Regions from separate parts of the Mus musculus genome. Here region 1 is linked to region 2. A link is a loop called in an ENCODE intact Hi-C map of the cell type or tissue named here. Cell type or tissue: gastrocnemius. All regions are shown on one strand. Links, peaks and the distances in the headings refer to the core of each region. The heading gives the core; the rest is flanking DNA. Region 1 overlaps Gm51626 (a long non-coding RNA gene). Region 2 has its middle 11 kb from the start of Gm38137.

What was found. Peaks named below come from ENCODE experiments on the same cell type or tissue, not always from the same donor. Only the 100,000 strongest peaks of a DNase experiment are listed, where the experiment ranks them.
Region 1: a loop joins it to region 2, with 15 times the contacts of the local background. A loop is called at or near these places in 2 of 42 quality-filtered maps.

What each region holds. Positions count from the first base shown.
Region 1 is chr1:60,604,737-60,614,658 of GRCm38, reverse strand. Gm51626 (a long non-coding RNA gene) reads right to left here. Exons shown (of 2, transcript XR_003947834.1): 2 at 7,600-7,957. Among named protein-coding and RNA genes, the nearest start is that of Gm38388, 10 kb to the right of the region's middle. In gastrocnemius, for the core only: no CTCF peak of the experiment used is centred there; no DNase peak of the experiment used is centred there; H3K27ac peaks cover 2,953 bases.
Region 2 is chr1:60,848,006-60,857,927 of GRCm38, reverse strand. No RefSeq gene overlaps it. Among named protein-coding and RNA genes, the nearest start is that of Gm38137, 11 kb to the left of the region's middle. In gastrocnemius, for the core only: no CTCF peak of the experiment used is centred there; DNase peaks (open chromatin) are centred at 3,752 and 6,591; H3K27ac peaks cover 916 bases.

The DNA.
Region 1 (9,922 bases), core at 709-8,708, 240 kb after region 2:
GTGCAAAATTAGAACTGGCTTACACTAACACTGCACTGAGGCTGAACAGCCAAACTGGCTGCACTCACTTCCTTTATATCTTCTTAAGCAGAAAGACATCCCCAAATCTAGAACAAAGTTAAATGGACGCAAAGCTTTAATCTTGCTGATAGGACTATGTGTTCCTATAATTCCCTATGATATATCTTATTATAGTCACTTACTCATTAATTTAACCAATATATAAATTTATATAAGTATATAAATTTAACCTTGCTGTGTTTCAGGCATTGTCCATATCCCTAAATATCAATACTTACAATGATCCTATGAGGTTGGCACAATGACAATCACCACTTTACAAATAAGTACACTGTGTCCAGAGCCTTTAAATAACTTATCCATGTCACACAGCTGGCAAGGGACAAGCCAGAACATGAATCCAAACATTCAGACTCAAAGTTCCTATTTCTAAATACTGCCCACCATGTCACTGCCTTTATTGTGCTTTATCTGTATTTCTGTTCCTCCCTAGAGTCAAAGACTTGAGTCATCTTTGAATGCCCAGGGCCAAGTGCAATACCTAACACGTAGAGAACATCAATATAATAAATGCCCAACATGTTAATGAGTGTGTGCCTGCCATAATGAATATACAAATAGCAGGGCTACAGGGTCCATCAGAGAAGCAACAAGGGAATACTGGATTTGGGTAGCAAGGTCTGATTGACAGTACAACAAAAAGCACTCAATACTCAAGGCAAGGAGCACCTGTGTGGTGATTTGAATAAGATGCCCCCCCCCAGGCTCATATGTTTAATTGTTTAAGGAGTGACACTCTTGCAAAAGATTAAGAGGTATGACATTGTTGGAGTGGGTGTAGCCTTGTTGGAGGAAGTGTGTCACTGGGGGTGGGCTTTGAGATTTTTAGAAGCCCAAGTCAGGCCCATAGGTTCTCACTCTTCCTGCTGCCTGTAGATCCAGATGTAGAAATGTCAGCTTCTCCAGCACTATGTCTGCCTGTATACTGCCACACTCCCTGCCATGGGAATAACAGATGAAACCCTCTGAAATTGTAAGCCAGCCCCCAGTTTCATATTTTTCTTTCTCAGAGTTGCTGTGGTCATGGTATTTCTTCACAGCAACAGAACACTGACTAAGACATCCTGGTAGAACTGCAAAAGGAGGTGCTAGGCTATGGCTCATAGCAGGAGCTGTGGGTGAGTAACTTTAAAAAGTAGCTAAGGTCAGAGGGGACTGAGACACAGGAAATATTTGTACAATGAATGCTCTGCTACTTATAAATGTCCCATACCCCACATCCCACTTGCTCCATGGCATTTTATGTCCTGCCTCTCAGCTGAGAGAATATATAGACTTAGTTGCACATGGAAAGTGCCTATTCTCCAGACCATTGACAACCATTCTACATGATTGGCACACACCCATCTCTGGATAAGAGTCAGCTATAATAAGCACAGCTCATATTCAAAACATTCAAAGGACAGAGTGTTAGTAAGCCCAGACCTGATCTCCCTTATAGCATGCAACCAGAAAAGTCATTTCTGAGAAAAACTTTCATAAATGTTTGAACATTTGATGGTCCCTCTGTTGTATTGTGTACAAATATGGATGAACCTAGGAATTGAGATGGACAGATAACCCATCCCCGAGTTTATCACTGTCTTGCAAGTCCTTCTCCAACCAGAAGTTTAGTAATAGGTGGCATTGTCTGTAATTTCAAGAGAAGGAGAAAAAAATGGCTACTATGGATTGAACTTAGCTGTGGATCTTATTCAAAGTACCTTGTACTCATTCCCTAATTGAACATCACAGTAGCTTCTATTTTATAGAACCAGAGAACATAATGAACTTGGACGATCTGTCCAAGATCACTTGCCAAATAATTAGTAGAGGCTGGGTTCAAAGTCAAATCAGTTCGTCTCCAGAGCCTGTGCTGGGAACCACAGCACTAAATAGATCATCAGCTCTTGAGTATAGCAAATGCTACCATGACTGGAATGCAAAACTGACTTAGGAAACTGGCTCGTTTTAGACACACATTCAAAACCCATGCACTGTGTACAGGTTCCAGACCGAGTGAAATCAACTTGACTGCTTGTCTTCTTGTAATAGGTATGAAAGAATCTAAACCTCTCAAAGGGATTCCACAGAGGCATCGAAGAGTCTCCTGATAAGCCTCCTCTAATCAGAGATGTGGGAAAATAGAATCCAAGTCACAGTCTACCCAAGGTAACCATGCTAATGGTTGGTGCAAACGATAATTTTTTTTCCAAGCCATGACTACTGAGCCTGCTGCTCCTGCACACTTTCTTCTGGCCAAACTTATTGTAGTTAGAGAATGCCTCAACAGGACCAGGGTCCTCTGGCATCCAATTTCTACCTTGGCAAGAGCCCAGCCTAAGAAGGCGCTCTTTGGCTCATAAGGACCAAGCCCATCCAAAGCAAACAGTTCCCATCACTGTTTACAACAGAACAAACTTCTTCCTTTAAACAGGGCGAATGTGGAAAATCACTCTGCCAGGCATTGCTTGTTATTTTAGCTTCTGAAGCTCAGAGAGGAGCCCCACCCAGCCAAGAGATCTAGTGCTCCTCCAATGGACAAAGCATAGATTGGGAAACACACCAAATGTCCAATCAGTGTGTGTGAGGCAGCGTTGGTTTCTCTGAAAGCACATCACTGTCTTAACTACTAAAGTGATCTCCACCCAAACAGCCCATTTTAGCTCAACTTGAAAGTTCTCCCCACTTTTCCAACGCTACCCAGAAGAATTACATAATTTGCTGGTGTTCTTCTCACCTGGCATTAGCAAGGAAGAGCTTAGTTAAGTTGTCTGCCTCTCATTCACTTTCACTGTTGCATCACTCTAGACTCCTAATTAAAAGTAATGATTATCACATTATTAGTGAAATGCTTGTAGACAATCAATAGTGCCTGCTAAGTTTCGAAAAACAGGGCTGGAGAGGTGGCTCAGAGGTTAAGAGCATTGTCTTGCAGGGACCTGGGCTCAATTTCCAGCATCCACATGACAACTCATAATCATCTGCACCTCCAGTTAGAGGGGATGCAACACCCTCTTCTGGACTCTGTGTGCATTCATGTACACATGGATTCAAATGCACATGCATTCACATACACATGGATTACATTCATGCAAACACATTTAAAAGGGACAGAGAAGGAAGGAGGGACGGACAGAGAACACCCTCAGGAGGTGTAGTGGGGAGAACTGAGACTTGACAGACCCATGTCTGAAATTCAGTGAGTCATGGTAAGGCCACCGGATGACACACCCAATAGTTGGCAGTTATATGAAATCGAAGAAGGTAAATATAAGAGAAAAGACATACATGATTTGGATATGGATCTTAGTTGTTTTCTTTATCCTCCATTTCTAGTTCTCAAGTGCCAGGCATCTTTGACTGACACGTAACAGAATATTCACTGCTTCAAACTAGAAAATGACTAGGCCAACTAAAATATCAGTGTTAAGTGTACTGGGAATAGCAGTACTTATTTATATGGAAGCTGTTCTAGAAATGGAAACAGCACAAGAGAAAGAGTACTATCCCCATCCCTACCCTACTGAAGGGAGTGGTGGGCCTCAGGGTGGAACAGTAAGCTTGAGAGCTTATTTCTGAGTAAAATACAGTGAAGTATTCAAATGCCTTACAGGGGTTAATCTGGGGTTGTCCAAGCTCCTGGCGGCTGACACTCATGGGCATTCCTGGCTCTGCCATTCTTGCTTACAATGGAGCATGAGAAGGCTCTCTGACAGCATCTGCTTCTCTTTGCCCTGAAGTGAAAGGCAGAGAGTCGATGTCAGCTCTACTGTCAGAGTTCCTGACGTGCTGGCATGTGCTACACAGGGCTCCAGAGAGCTCTGCTCCCACAGACTGACTTTTATATCCTAACCCCAGGAATCCGTGTGTTGTGCATGAAGTTACAGCCTATCTGCTCTGTCAGTCCAGGAAGCAAACAGCACCAACACCAGGCACCAGAGCCATCAATCTGTTTATCATTCCCAAAAGCATTCAGACAACAAATATGGGTATCTTTGTGTACTCCCTTTTTAAATAAGGATTGCTTGAAATGTGAAAAATGTATTTAAATCATTGTCTGGGTTTTTTTTAATGGCTAAGATTAAATTTAATGAGATTCGAGAGATTTCCTTAAAGAGGATGTTCCCTGCTGGCTAGTTTTCATTGTACAGTAAGATGCTATGAAGGCTTCTAGGGGAGAAAAGTCCGCAGCTGAGTCACTTGCCTGTGAACCCTGCAAGCTACAACCACACTGTTGTGCAAACTGTACCCGTGGGGCAATGGTGGTATGACTGTTGTATGAGAAACCAACCACTTTCTGATTAGATTTGAGCCTCATCTAATGCTTAGGAGGGCATTCATACCTAGAATTGTAAATCTGGTCAAAAGCCCATGGCTGGGAAGACCACAGGCCCTGGGGATAGGAGGAAGGGATCTACTACTGTTGTTTTGATAGCGGGCATGTTATCAAACTACCTCCTGAATATTTATACTTATAGAGAAGAGCTTTTCTCAGCCTTGAGCAAGCAGCATCCCTCTGCTCAAGGCGCTGTGAATAAGTGTCTGAGAACTTAGCACTAAACAGAACTTCTACATCACCTTTTTCAAGGCTCAGGGAGGAAGTAGAAAGAATGTTAGGAGCTCGAGGATGCAGGTGGATGCTGTGAAATGCCGTCGTCTGGACATGATACGGCCACTGCACTCGGGGACTTCCAACAACTATAGTCTAACACAAGGTTACTTTTAAACCAGACTTCAAATGTACATGCTCTGAGTCTCTAATACACTGATTAATATTACTGAGCAGGTTTTTATTTTGTTTTATTAAAATACATAATGCCTACCTCAATTCATCTTTAATGTTGTTGAATTAAGCATGTCGACTGTATCAAACCAGTGCCACAAACTTCAGGCTGAGTCAGTTATGTTTGCTTTCTGTTTATTTATAAACCCCGCCTCCTGCCAGAGAGGGCCTGAAGTTGCTGTTACAGTTGGTCACATGAGTCCTTCAACCTCCAAGTCTGCAAAAACCAGTATTTCTGGTTCCGTACTGCCTGTGGAACCTTACAAGTACTGATTCATAGCAACCTGAGACCTGTGCAGACTGGCTCCAAAAACCCTCACTAGCAGATAAGGGAATTACTTATTTCACTAGCCAAGAGGGGAACCAGCCAATGTTCTGAATCCTGTAGACCCTGTGTCTTTGATATCAGTGCAGGGCAAGCAATCACTTCTACCACCACCCCTAAGTGTACCAGGCAAAAAAATATACTCACCTTGAGAGCAAACGCCTCAAAGGCACCATGTCCTTGTCTGTGACTGTCAACTGTCAACACAACCAACATTATCGCTCTTCTGCCAGCTCAGGGACGTCTGGGTTCTGTCATCACTGGCTTTCTTCTCATCAAGACAACTTTCTAAAGGAAGGCTTTCCACTCACATGTTGCCACGGCTTATTGGGAGCCAGGGATTTTCCAGGAAGTCCCTGCTAAGGGGCTGGCTGGACAGTCAGTGTTTGATAACTCAGAGACACAATGTTCCTTTGGGCTCTGAACCTGTGACCTGTCATCTAGCCTCAAACAGTCCTTAGGTAAGAGCTTTCGGAGAAGAAACTTCCTGATTCTACAGAATCTAGGGTTTGTGATCCAAGGGGCAATTTTCTCTTTTAAGCTTGAGTTGAATTAATACTATTTGTAGTATGGCCCTCCAGGCCTGGCTTTTGCTGTTTGTTTGTTTGTTTTTAATGCATCCTTGTTTACTAAAAGAATATAAAAGATATCTTAATTCATTCCTAAACATTTTATGGTTTGTTTTGTTTTGTTTTGTTTTGTTTTGTTTTGTTTTGTTTTGTTTTGTTTTGTTTTGTTTCAGAGACAGGGTTTCCCCATGTAGCCCTGGCTGCCCTGAAACTCGATCCGTAGAACAGGCTGGCCTTGAATTTAGAGATCTGCCTGCCTCTGCCTCCCGAGTGCTAGGATTAAAGGCAAGTACCACCACGGCTGGGCTCTGGTTTCTAATTAAAGCTAATCCTGACTTTCTCCCACCCTCCTGTAAAAATCTTATGGGTATAAAGTTAAGAACAGTTTGTCCTGCAGTGGTTCAACTTGAAGATTCACATTAAAATTCTCCAGACCCCTTTCTTCAATCAGCCTTTCTTCCTGAGATACATTACTATTCCTGATGAAGGGAGTAGGCAGTATTGGCCCTCCCCTCGTTACTGTTGAGGAATTTCACTCTGGGATCTCTTGCCTCTGCACTTCTTCAGATTTGACTGACAGCTTTTCCTCAATAGCAGAGTGGCTTCAAGACTTACAGAAAAAACTTTTCCTCTCAAAAGACTATTTTTCCTCTCCCTGTATCAGAAAGTCCTTCACCAAAGCAACTCTACATTATACACCCAGCATATTATCTAACATATAGCAATATCAGTAACTTCTAAATGAATGGTTGGATGAGAACCTTTACGAATGAAAAATGTTTCCTCTCTTCCATCCTCCTCTTTTAATTCCAATCTCCTGGGTACTCTTTCATTCACTCTAAATTGTTAATTCACTCAGTGGGTCTTTCTCAGAAAGCTTGTCAAGTTGAAAGGAAGGAGACTTTCCAAGTACAAATCAAAACATCCTATCATAACCCTCACAGCCTTAATATTGATTGGCAACTGGACTGCATCTAGATTCACCTAGGGTAAAGCTTCCAGGCACACCTATAAGGGGTTATCCAGTTTAGATGATTTAGGAAGAGGCATCTTAACCTGTTCAAAGTACCAAGCCCATGAGCTGGGGTCCTGAACTGAAACAAAAAAGGCCAAGCACTAACATTCATCTCCCCAAGTCCTGCCTGTGGTACAATATGGCCAGTCACCTCGTGTTCCTGTCACCACGCTGTCCTTCCACATACCTTTAAAATCTGAGCCAAAGTAAACCCCCTCCTTCCCTAAATGGCTTTTGTCAGGGATTTTGTTCCAACAAGACACATGACTAACACGAGTGTTAACTCCACACTCAACACTACTTTCAATGCGTAAACGTAAGCACCTGATTGTCTCTGGTGTTTCCACTGCTAGTTCTTTCAGAGCTGTCAGGACTCTCACAGAGAACAGGGATTTCTGGTTGCTCAGTCTTTATGAGCACACAGAATTTGAAAAAGGGGGCCATCACAGTAGATGGCCAAGATGAAATTAACTCAATGGTATTTTTGTAGACATTTTGTCTCATAGTGCTTTGTTTTTTTGTTTGTTTGTCCGTTTGTTTTGTTGGATTTTGGTCTTACTGGTCTTTTGCTTGCATATCATGGCTTCGGATTTTATGTTTTTATGGTGTGTGTGTGTGTGTGTGTGTGTGTGTGTGTGTGTGTGTGTGTGTTGACAATGTCAAAGATAGTGGTACAAATCAGCCTGGGCCATACTGAAGGACAGCTCTTTGTAGTAGTCATCTTCCTACAGAAGATGAAACAAGAGGATTAGGAATCCAGGATGGGCTACACTGAGGGATCTTATCTCAATTAGAAAAAGAAAGAAAGAAAAAGAAATTTTAAAAAATGAGATGACATAAAAAATATATTTACTTAATATCTTTATTTTACCAACAAGGAAAATAGTGCCTGAAAAAAAAGAAGATAGCATTTGCAATGGTACTGGAAATTTTTCATAACAAAATCACATATTCTTTCTGCTTCTTTATTCCTATCCAAAAGATCTGTTTATCCATGCCTCAAAAATCAAATGGGAGCAATTGAGAAATAAAAGATGTCCTCCTTGCAACCTCTTCCTTTCCATAATTATCAGCAGTTAATCCTACTGAAGAAAGCAAATGGAGATGTTTGCCATCGAGTCATGTGACCTTCGTCTCATTACTGCTTCTTCAACCACGCAAGACACCACCAGCAGAAAGGTCTGTTGTCCAAAAATCGGTCCCTAAGACAAGAGGAGCAATCAGACAGATTACTAACCAACCGGAATGGTTTCGCAGGAAGCCATTGGATCTAGAGACTTCTCTGTTGCCATTTGGGATTGAGCCTAGACATCAAGATCCACTCCTGTACCCAGTGATAGGCAGTTTCTATTCACTGTATTAACAAGTGTGAATAACAAGTGTGAAGACCAGGCACTCCATTATCTCAAGGAGAGTTTGCATAATTATGTGTGCTGACGCCTCAGATAGCCTTGCCAAGTGGTATTAGTGAGTTAGCTCCCTGACATTAAGGGGCCCAGTAGTTGACCTAACATAAAAATATCTGACCTTGGGGTCATTTGTCTTATAAATGTCAGTGAATTTTAAATAATTAATCCAGCTTTTACATCTACTGAGATGCTCCCTCACCCATCACCTTCTAACTACTGAACTTTGCTTGTTCCTCTATCTTTATCCTCTCAGAGCACTCAACTATAACCCTCAGCAGCTTAGCTTCTGTCTGAAACCCTGTAGAAATCGCCTCACACTGTGCCCTCCAGGCTTTTCTATATACATAGGCCATTCCTTCAGGGTCTAACATTACTTCCTCTACTCTATCCTGTCCTCTGAAATTGGGTTGTCCCTAAATGTGTGAGTGCAGAGTAGACATGTGTGTAGGGGTCAGGACAACCTCAGGTGTTAGCCCTCGCCCTCCACTTGGTTTGAGCAGGATCTCTCTCTCTCTTTCTCTCTCTCTCTCTCTCTCTCTCTCTCACTTCAGGCTGCCTGGCTCACAAGCTTCCAGCAGCTCTCCCGACTCAGCCTCCCTTAGCAGCACACTGGGATCACAAATGTGCACTACTGTATCCAGCTTTTACATGATCCTGGGGTTCCTAAGCCAGGTCACTCAGGACATCTCACAGTCAGGAAGCCCTTTACACCGAGTCTTCTCCCCAGCCCCTCTCCGTAGTTTTTCTTGGTCCACAACTTCTACTATTAAACCTGCATGTGCAGCCACATCACTGGACTCAAATTTCCCCTAGACAGGTCTCCACCCACCTCTAGGATATCTAGGATATTAAATACCCATCGTATCTAACTTCTTACCCAAATGGCACATACATAGACAAGCTTCCTATTCCTCCTGACTTTGAGATTTCCACTAATGGGGCCATCATTTTCTCAGCACCCCAAATTCTGAAGATCCAACCCTAATTCTTCCATTCTACTTTTCATGGACAGATTTCTGTCTCAAGCCACCCTCTTCTCTAGTGTGCATCCATTCATATGTGGTCCCCTTTTACAAGCTAGTCTATCGTACATGCAATTTCTGTTCCTTGCTAGAACTCAGCCCCTTGTGAAAAAAACCTGCTTCAATCAAAATAGTCCGCCTGGCAGCCCCAGCATAACAGTGAGTATAAAGCAAAGACTATTAGTCATATGTGATTGATACATGCCAATAATCCCAGCACTCTTGAGTTCTGAGATAGGTGGAAGGTAAGTTTAAAGTTGTCTACATAGAAAGACCCTGTCTTGAAACACAATGAATAAACAAAAAGGAATAATTAAAATGAGCATTCTCAGATACACTGTACTATATTTCCCACTACCCTCTGTCATCCACAGTCAATGACACTGAGCTAGAGTTGTCTTTAATCTTACTACTCAGAGGAAAATTCCCAAAGAAACATTCTAAGTGCTCCCATAACATACAGAGTCCTTGCTGTGTGGGATTCATTATGCGTGTGGCCAACATTTTCAGTCATCGGTGACCACATGAAAACAAAATCTATATTTGGAAGAGACAAAGAAATATGTGGGGAACCAAATCCATGTCCCACGTTAGAGCTCTTCCCTCAGCTTGTTCCCTTGTGGTGGAATCCCATCTCCAGTTCCCTGTAATTTGTTTGTCCTGTTATTACCTCCACACTTGGTTATGAGAGCTCTGCACTGCTAATAGCTACATTCAAAACACTGCAACTCTAGCT
Region 2 (9,922 bases), core at 729-8,728:
TTCTTAACCCAGGTCAGAGTTAAATGAACACGGGGAGGAGATAAACAGACAGATGCCTTTGTGTTGTGGGGGTGATCGATCCTCCACCCCACAGCTCAGCTGACTTCCTCTTCCTCCTTGACCTTCACCTCTACTCTACCCTGCCAACGACTTCCTGGCGTGTCCACACCCAGGATCACGTCAGCTCCAGAGCAAGCTTCTTCAGCAAAATCTCACTATCTTACTACTCCACCCTCCTTCCAGGGAAGCTGTATTGCATGAGCATCCTTTCGAACATGTTGATAGGTATTATCGGCTATGGTTTATAACAAAAGAACAAGGGCATACACTGACAAGCTACCCAGGTGCTGGGAGCAGAACCCACAAGGCAGCACACAACTATCTATAACTTCTGTTCCAAGGGATTCAACGCCCTCTTCCGGCCTCTTGAGGTAACTGGCACACACGTGGTACCCAAGCATATGCCAGCACTTATGCATAGAAAATAAAAATAAATCTTAAAAAAAAAGAAAACCTCAGAAAATAATATTTGAAGGAACATGTTTCTGGGATGTGGTGGTATTTATCTATAATTCAACAATGGGAAAATAAAGACAGGAGGATCAGGGAACCAAGCTCATGCTTGGCTACAAAAAGACTCTGAGGCCAGCCTGGGCAACATGACAGTTTGTCTCAGAGGAAAAAAAAATTACTAAAGAATGTGTTAAATTGTGGTGTGTCTATAAAGTTGAACTTTGTGAAACAAGTTAAGGCTGAGACAAAGTTATATACAACAATACAAAAAGCTTCCGATTATACACTCATAGAAGAGCAAAATAAATGATTATGTATACATATGGGTATGTCTACAAATGCATAGACATGGATATATATACATGTAGATATACATACACTGAATATACACTTTATATGCTAACCATATCATATATATATATATATATATATATATATATATATATACAAACACACACACACACAAATAGCATACCTTTAATACCTATCTCTATAAAACACACACACACATGATTGCACACTCTATTATACCATCTTTGACAGAATATGTAAGAAACAACAACAGTAGAAGACAGAGAAGGATGGTAGAAAAGGAGAATTGCTTGTCAGTGTGTGCTCTTGTTCTCATGCTGTAAACCATATGCCAAAACTATCTATCAAGGTTTTCCGAATGCTCATTCAATACAGCTTCCCTGGCATATCACTCCCCATAACCAGCATCTTTCCACCTAAAGTACTTCTGTGGCCACCAGAGTCCACTGTACCTACATCTATGACACCTGACGTCATCAACCAATGGCTCCTGCAGAAGCAGGTGAGAACTGGCTCATAGTGGTGACAGTTGGGGGTGGGAGAGGTGTCCACACTGGTTCCCAGAGTTCCCCAGGAGAATTCTGCACATATACTCTTGGTTGGCTTCTTTGTCTCCTATCTTATTCCTCTCATTCTTTCTTTTAAAGTGTGTGTGTGTGTGTGTGTGTGTGTGTGTGTGTGTGTGTGTGTGTGTGTGTGCGCGCGCGTGTGTGTACAGAATCCAGGAGAAAGTGATTCCTCCTGTTGAAGCTGAAATTGCAGGCATTGCCATGAATACTGGAAACTCACTTTGGGTCCTCTGGAAGAGCAACAAGCACTTAACCACTGAACCCTCTCTAGCTCCACCCCCTCTCATCAGTGATTCTTTGAGGTCACCACCTATCAGACTCTAAAACTCTCAGGATGAACCTGAAAAAGCAAGTCATTCCAACTACACACCTTTTCCTTGTCTGGATTAGCTTGGCAGCCTCTGTTCTCCCATCGCAAACCTCCAACAGCCCATTGTCCCTAGAGACAGTCAGTCACTTAGCTCCAGTTGAGCCTCCCCAAATTCAGTGTTCACAGCAGCAAGCTTTTCAGTGCAGCTCAAAATGCCCATCCAGTCACTTCCACCTTCCCTCTTCTCCCCCTCTCCGTGGAGCAGCTTCTCCAAGTTGTCACCGTTGAGCTCCAGGACAGTGTCCTTCCTATCCGGCTCTGTCCTCCTAGTCACCATCCACTTCTCCAGAACAGAGCGGCTGCAAGCACAAGCTCCTGCCGATGTCTCCATCTGCATGGACCTACGAAATTCACAAATGTTTATTACCCTCGTAGATTCAGAGCTCTTCTTTGGGTTTCCCTTTGTGTCTAACATGAATCCCTCTGGATCCAGACACCTCAGATTCTGGGTTCACATCCTGGCTCTACCACTTTTTTATTTGTCTTCTGATTTTGAGCAATAGATTTTAATCTCATCTACAGAAAAAGACAGCATCAATACCTACTTTGCATGGCAGTTTAAAGAGTAAATTAAATAATGTGTGAAAGTTCATAGCCTAGAACCTAAAAAGTATCGTATGTGTTCAATAAGTGTTAGTTATTTTGTGCATTTCCCAATATATGTACATACGTATATATTCATATTAAAATTATATATTTAAATTTAATAATCCATATTATTTTAATGATATTATATAATAATGCATGATTAGCATATAAATTCATATATAATTAATTGTATTAGTCATATATAATTTTAATAAAATGTAAAGTATATGTTTAAATTTTATATACAAATAATATATTTTATACATTTCCAAATACATAAATATCTATTCTAAATGTTATGTTAATAAGTGTTGTATCTGTATATGTATAGTCGTATTCCTTTCTACTGGGTCTTATATTCTGTCTTCCTTTCTTATAATAGAAAACAAAAGGTCTCTCTCGCTCCTGGTTAACTTCTCCATCTGTATTTCTGTTTGTTTTTTGTTTTGTTTTGTTTTGTTTTGGTTTGTTTTGGTTTGGTTTGGTTTGGTTTGTTTGGTTTTGGTTTTTCAAGACAGGGTTTCTCTGTAGAGCCCTGGCTGTCCTGGAACTCATTTTGTAGACCAGGCTGGCCTCAGAAATCCACCTGCCTCTGCCTCCCAAGTGCTGGGATTAAAGGTGTGCGCCACCACGCCCGGTGTTCCATCTGTATTTCTAACCCAGCCACTAATTTGCCATTTAAAACGAATCTACAGAACTGAAGAGATGGCTCAGCGGTTAAGAGCACTGACTGCTCCTCCAGAGGTCCTGAGTTCAGTTCCCAGTAACCACATGGTGGCTCATGACCATCTGTAATGGGATCCGAGGCCTGAAGACAGCAACCCTGTACTCACATACATAAAATAAATAACTTTAAAACAAACAAACAAACAAACCTGTATTCTTTATCTTCATCCTTTCTTTTGCTATTAAGTCAGCATCAAATATACACAAATATTTCTCATTAAAAAAAAAATCAAAGGATTCTTCTACGCTGTCATCTAAAAAAGCTGATTTTCCTGGTCCTGGTTGCTTATTAGTCAACTCTGATCACCAAACCTAGACTTTCACTTTCTATCTAGACTTCATAATTGCCACATTGCTCTTATAAAAAGTATCTCCTACCAGATACTTTTGTGCAGTCCTTGACATTGTCAATTGTGACCTCTGATCATCTATTATTACATACTGAGCATTTATCATTAATTTTTTATTATGGACCTTTAAGGATGCAGATAAATAGTGATAAGGGCAGATAATAGTGATAAGGGTATGGACAGGAGGAAGGGAGGCCAACGCAGGTACACTCATGGACACTATGAGTAACTCAGCTTAGTCCCGTGACAACAGCTCGGTGGTGGCAGAAACCCACGTCAGCTGACTTAACCAAGTCTCATCTGTCATGACCTTTCCCAGCATTCCACCTGCCTCAAGCAACAGCAAGCCTGCTAGGGAAAACCTCTGATAGAAAACTGCAGATGCTTCCAGTGGGGTGCCATTGGTATCTATGATAACGGGATCTGTCAGGGACATTGGCAGATTCTGCTCCACAGACAAGGTTTTTTCCCCCTATGGAAATTTCAGAGGTGAATAATAAAAAGCAAGCATTATAATTGCAGACAGGGACAACACTATGAAGACAATACAGCCGTGGAGTATGGTTGCACTTGGCTGTGTTTGTGGGTTGAGCTGTGCCCCTCTCCCATTTATTGAGGTTCTAGTGTCCAAATCCTCCTTATAGAGGTAACCGGGTTAAAATGAACACATGGGCGTGAACCTTACTCCAGTGAGCCATAGCCTGATAGAGGAGGGGCTTTGGACAGAGGCACCCATAGAGGAATCCAACAGGATAAAAGGAGATGCCTGCCAACACGCAAGCCTGAGGACAGCCTGTAACAATCTCTAGCTCACAGAGGGAAACAAACCTTTGTCTCAGGTTTCTCTCCACCAGGAGATACTTAGTGTCTATTGTTTAAGCCACCTAGTGGGAGATACCTTATTAACAAAGGCTCTAGCAACTTAAACACTCTCTGCCAATTTGACCCCGTGGCTAGGGAAATCCCCTCTTTGGAGGCAGCTCTTAAGGTGAGGCCTCGTTGAAAAACAGTTCCGGTCCTGTGTAGGTCTGGGGCAGACCACTTTACATGGAGGAATAGCAGAGACAGTGCCATGGGAAGAATTTGGTATACTCAAAAAAATAGCAAGAGGGTCACTCCAGCTGGGTTTGGGGAGTGGGAGGGGGATGAGTTCAGGCTGAGGCTTGAGAGTCTGGCAGGAATGCTAAGCTGTGCTATGCCGTAGAAGCAAGCTAGGACTTAAGCAGAGCAGAGCAATGGTAGGGGTCGTCATGCTTTGTAAGTACTCTCCTCAGTGGCCAGTAAGTGTCCAGGTAAGGGGTAGGGGTCAGGATCAGAGGCAGAGGACCAGTGAAGAGACTACTTCCATTGTCCAGGGCAGAGACGTTAGGTTAACAGGTCAGAGGGACATCGAGGGTTCCAATGGAAAGAGAAAGAGGAGAGAACAAATTCAGGTATCATTAGGAATTGATAAGACTTGCTGAGGAGAGGAGATAGGAAGTCATCAGAGACAGCTGTTTGCTTAAGACACAGCTGGCAGGTGGTTAGTCACAGGGGGTGGGGAAGCCTGGAGCAAGACAAGGTTAAAGTCACAAAAGGAGACTTGCTTTTTTCTTTTTCCTTCCAGACTTCTTGCTAAACTGTTTCCTGTCTCCCTTCTCTCTATCCACAGGCATGTTGTCCTTTCATGATGCCTTTCTTACTGCTCGCCGCTCTCTCCGCTTGCTCCGTGTGTAATTTCATACATTCCCGGGACTCCACTTAGTACCACCTACAAGCCAATCACTGTGATCTATGGACACTTAACCCAAATCCTCTACAGAGTTCCAGAACCTCGTCCTCAACTGTCTTGTAGATTCCACACCTGGAAATTCAAGCTAAGAGTCCATTCTAGCCACACCCACCCTCGGGGCAACTTATTGCTGGAGCTCTGCTTCGAGGCTTCTCCATTCTTACTTCCTCATAGTTCTGCTCCATACTTCCCCCACACCCCTTGATTGTTTAGTAATGGCTATAAGAGAGGCCCCTGAGCACGGACTTAAAAGGGAACAGTGGATGGAGGATTGCAAACGGTGTTGATAGCGTAACCAAACGAGCCGGTCTCATCTTTGAGACATTATTCTTAGATTATGTGAAACATTGTGAGCTTATCTGAAGGGATTAATGGTTGGGTTGTTTCTTAATGGAAACACGTGTTCTAAAGGAAAGCAGAGCGTGTGGGAGGGGAACCCCTAAACACCAGGAGCTCCATATTTGCATACTACTGCTGCCCTTTGCTTGCCCTTTGTTTCTGGCTATCTCAGAGTGACAACTTTCCTCTTAAGTCACATGGCTGTAGAGTTAATATTGTCCTTGCACAGCTCACACAGCTGCTTCATTATAGTGGGCAGAAGGAGCTGATTATCATCAATAATGTTGGGGAAGAAATGGATGAATTTAGATAGAATACCTAATGAATATGACATAATAATCAAGAATCAGGTCAAGGGTTTAGTATTTGGATTCTATTAATATTACTCACTATGGTAACACAGCAAAAAAGGCACACAATTGAGAAAGATACCTAAAGCCATTCGAAAAAAAAAAAAAAACCAACATTGACTTTAGACCCTCTCATATTAAAAAGGCATGCAAAAAAAGGTTCACACATATCAGCTTTACTTTCCTTAATTTCTGCCTTGCTCAGCTAGTTATGTTTTCTGCATGTTCCTCATATACACGCTTATAACAAGAGAGGCTTCAAAAGCCCATGCTTTCAAACGTGATCTTTCCCCATTTTTAATAAAGGCTACAAAAATGCTTTTCAGCGATAACAAGCATGAAGGAACGGGGTCTGAAAAAGCTTCATTGTCTGAGGCCATTTAAAAGGCTTGTACTTGTTGCAGTATTTTCATTTGGTGAATATTACTAGTCATGGCCTTAATTTATTAATGTACAGTCTGGAATCAGAAATGCAATCTCCAATAATAACTGCGTGAAAGACCTTTCACTCTGGGGGCAGCGGCAAGCTCGGCAAGCCAGAGGCAAGCCAGAGGCAGTGACACAAAATGAATTCTGATCTATCTTTTTCTAAAGGAAATTGACAGCAGACATTCCTATCTCTTTCTAGCAACTCAAGCTGACTATAATTGGAACACAAAGGCCAGTCATTCAGCTCTCCCACCCCTGGCCTTTCCCGCAGCTTCCACACCACAGAATGAATGCTGGCAGCCCTGAATCATATTCAAGTCACTGGGAATGCTTTGCAGTCAGCAGAGCTTATATTTATGTCTACTTTCTTCATTGCAAGAGTGATTTGCTTGTGTTCCATGCTGGAAAGTCACAGGGCATTATTATTGAAAGGCCTCTGAGCAACCCTGTCTAGACCAGTGGCTTTCAGCCCTGACTGAACATTAGAATAACTATGGGCCTTTTTAAAGAGCTAATGATACCCGGGCTACACCCTCCAAGAGTCTAATTTAGTTGGTTTGGTAAGTGGCCTTGGCTTTCCTAGTTTTGAAAAGCACCCCCAAGTGATTCTAACATACAAATAGCCCCAGTTAGAAACTACCACTCTTTAGAGTAACCTTTTCATTAAATGAGCAAAAGCAGACTAGCCAAGAGGTGAGTGCAAATCTCAATGACTCCCAGGGAGTTCTCCTGCTAAGAAAGCTTTTCCAAGTCCTGTCAGTAAAGCAAAAGATGAGTTGTGGCCACTACTCAATGTTGCAGCCAAACATAGGGGCATCCTACTCTGGGAGAAAATAATTACTATTTTACTTACTAACATTAATTTAAAAATCAGACATATTTAAATCCATGAAGATTTAGATGTTAGCGTGCAGAAAATCAACATGATATGGTCCAAATACATTTTGCATGAAAAGATAAAAATTATCTCTGTTCATTGAAGATGTGTCCAGGGGCTATATGACTTTACTGCCCTCTGGAACATTAGTCAGTTTTATTTTTAAATTAGTAGATGTATCTCAGTATTCATTCTCTCTCCCTGCTTTTCCCTCCGTTCCTTTTCTCCCTACTTCTAATAGGTCATTTGCCTTCTCTTGTCTCACCTTTATAACTAACTTTAGCATCCTTCCAGTTACCTCATTAATGAGAAACAAAACATTGACTTGCTTCCCACATATTTATGTAAAAACTGTGAGTGTAAGATTATGAGAACTATGTTTTGACACTTGAAAAATGATGTAAATTTTATGAGGGCATTTTAAAATATTCAAAAAGCCTTAATTGGTCTATCCAGATGTAATTTACTGTTTGCCAAAAATATTATTCATCAACCACATTCAAAAACCATAACTGCAGAATTATCACTTCGGGCAAAGGCATGACAAAGACCTAGCTGGAAAACATAAAAATAAATGATATTTATACATCATATATATCAAGATATATGATGATTCGCTCGTCCTGGTGATCCCAGTGCTGGAGAACTGGAGGGCTGACCAGCTTAGCTACCATCCAGGCCCAGATCCAAAATCGACATCATCTGTGAATAGATGGAGCATGTGAAAGGGTCAGGACAACAACAGGATAACTGGGAGGAGTCCCAGTAAGGATCCAGTACTGATGGGTAGCAGAAGCCAGAGGCCTTGGACCAGACCAATGACTCATTGCAGTGACCATTTGCAAGTGAAGACATGTGGACAGAGGGGTATACTCTAGGACACACTGGGACACACTTTAGCTTTACAATGAGATGTTTTCTATGCTTTGTTTCATTTTTGTTTGGGGTTGTTTGTTTAGTTGGTTGGTTTTTATTTTATTTTGGGGTGAGTGGGCACAGTTGCAATGGGAGAGGGCAGAAACGAGGGAATGGGGAAATGAGTGGGACTGGGATGCATGATGTGAAACTCACAAAGGATCAATAAAAAGTTGGATGGAAAAAGATAAACGATGGTTGTTTGACACCATGAGAGTGAATCAAGTGATTTGAGCTCTTTAATTTGTCCCAGCCTTCTGTCCGAAATGTTTCTTCCAAGACACAGAGAGGAGGTCTCCTTGAGTTGAGGAGATGGAACAGGAATTATCAGACAAGAAGACAGAGTTCTCAGGCCAGACTATTAGAGAGGGCCCAGCTGCACAGACAACTGAAAGTATGAAGGAGTCTGGTTAAATCTCCAGCCAGTGTCTGAGTAGGATTCAGAGGGAGGACACCCACCTGAGGCTAATGTAGGGTTAGAGGAAGGAATGCTTCTTGCTCACATGGGTGGGAAGTGGCTCACGTCCCCATCTGCCAGAATGGAAAACCTCCTGTTCTCATAGCTCGATGAATACAGAATCTGTAGTGAGGGGAAAAAACTAGCCCCAAAGTAAATGCTGGTCTAAATTTAACTCACAAAGCTTTAATATGCAGTCTAGAAGCACCACACTGTTTCCAGAATTCTGCATACTAGAACCAACACTAAAATATTTATGAGAATACGAAAATAACCACCGGACAACAAGGAAAATTTTCCAACTGCTATCTAATCCAAGATTACTAAGTATTGTGGGGAGCCGTTGCAGAGTGGCAGTTACAGAGTGGCAGTTACAGAGTGGCAGTTGCAGAGTGGCAGTTGCAGAGTGGCAGTTGGCTATTGCTGGCCACCACACATATATAGGCAGTAAAGGTTCTTTTGCCAAGATGAGGTTTTGAGAATTGACCAAAGTTAACCAATCAGATGAGAGACAAGTTAACCAATCAGATGAGAGAGAACGCCTCTCCTAGGCCTATATAAGCAGCACCAGTTCTGGGCTTGGGTCTCTTTGCCTCTGCAATCAAGCTCTCCTAATAAACGTGTGCGGAAGGATCCTGTTGCAGCATCGTTCCTCCTGGCCAGTCGAGCGCGTGCAAGAAAGTATAAAGAAGTAGAAAAAAACATAACAACAAAACATTATCAAAGATGTTAGAATTGTAGACAAGAACAGTCATTCTTGTTATATTCCAAATGTTCAAGACCGTGAAAGGAACTGTAAACTTGTTAATGAACTATATTTAAAGTGACCCAACTAGAACTTCCTTTGATTAAGTGCCAGAAATTTATGATAAACAGTGGGTTATTGATAAATAAAATAGAATTAGTGAACTTGAAAGCACAGCAATATAACCGATCTCTAACGAAACCAGTATTGGGGGGCGGGGAAAGACAGACAGACAGACAGACAGAAAGACAGAGCACCTAAGACCTTCAAGTGGTTCAATACACACGTTATCGGAGAAACAAAACTCTTGAGGGGAAACAAGGGAGGGGGAGCAAAGAAATATTTCAAGAGACAGCTTAGATTATTTTCTTAATTTGATGAAAGTTATAAACCCACAGATCCCAAATACTCACTCAAGCCAAAGCATAGACAACGTAAGAAAGTTTTACTGAGGTCTGTAACCAAACTATCTACACCCAAGAACTGGTCGAAGCCCTCAGAGGAAGAGATCATGAAGGTGCTCTGCCCCCCTGAGACTGAGGAATGCCCCAGCTCTTCCAGCCCTTCACATGCCCCTGGCTACAGGGGTGCCGCTGGGGTCTGTAAGCCTA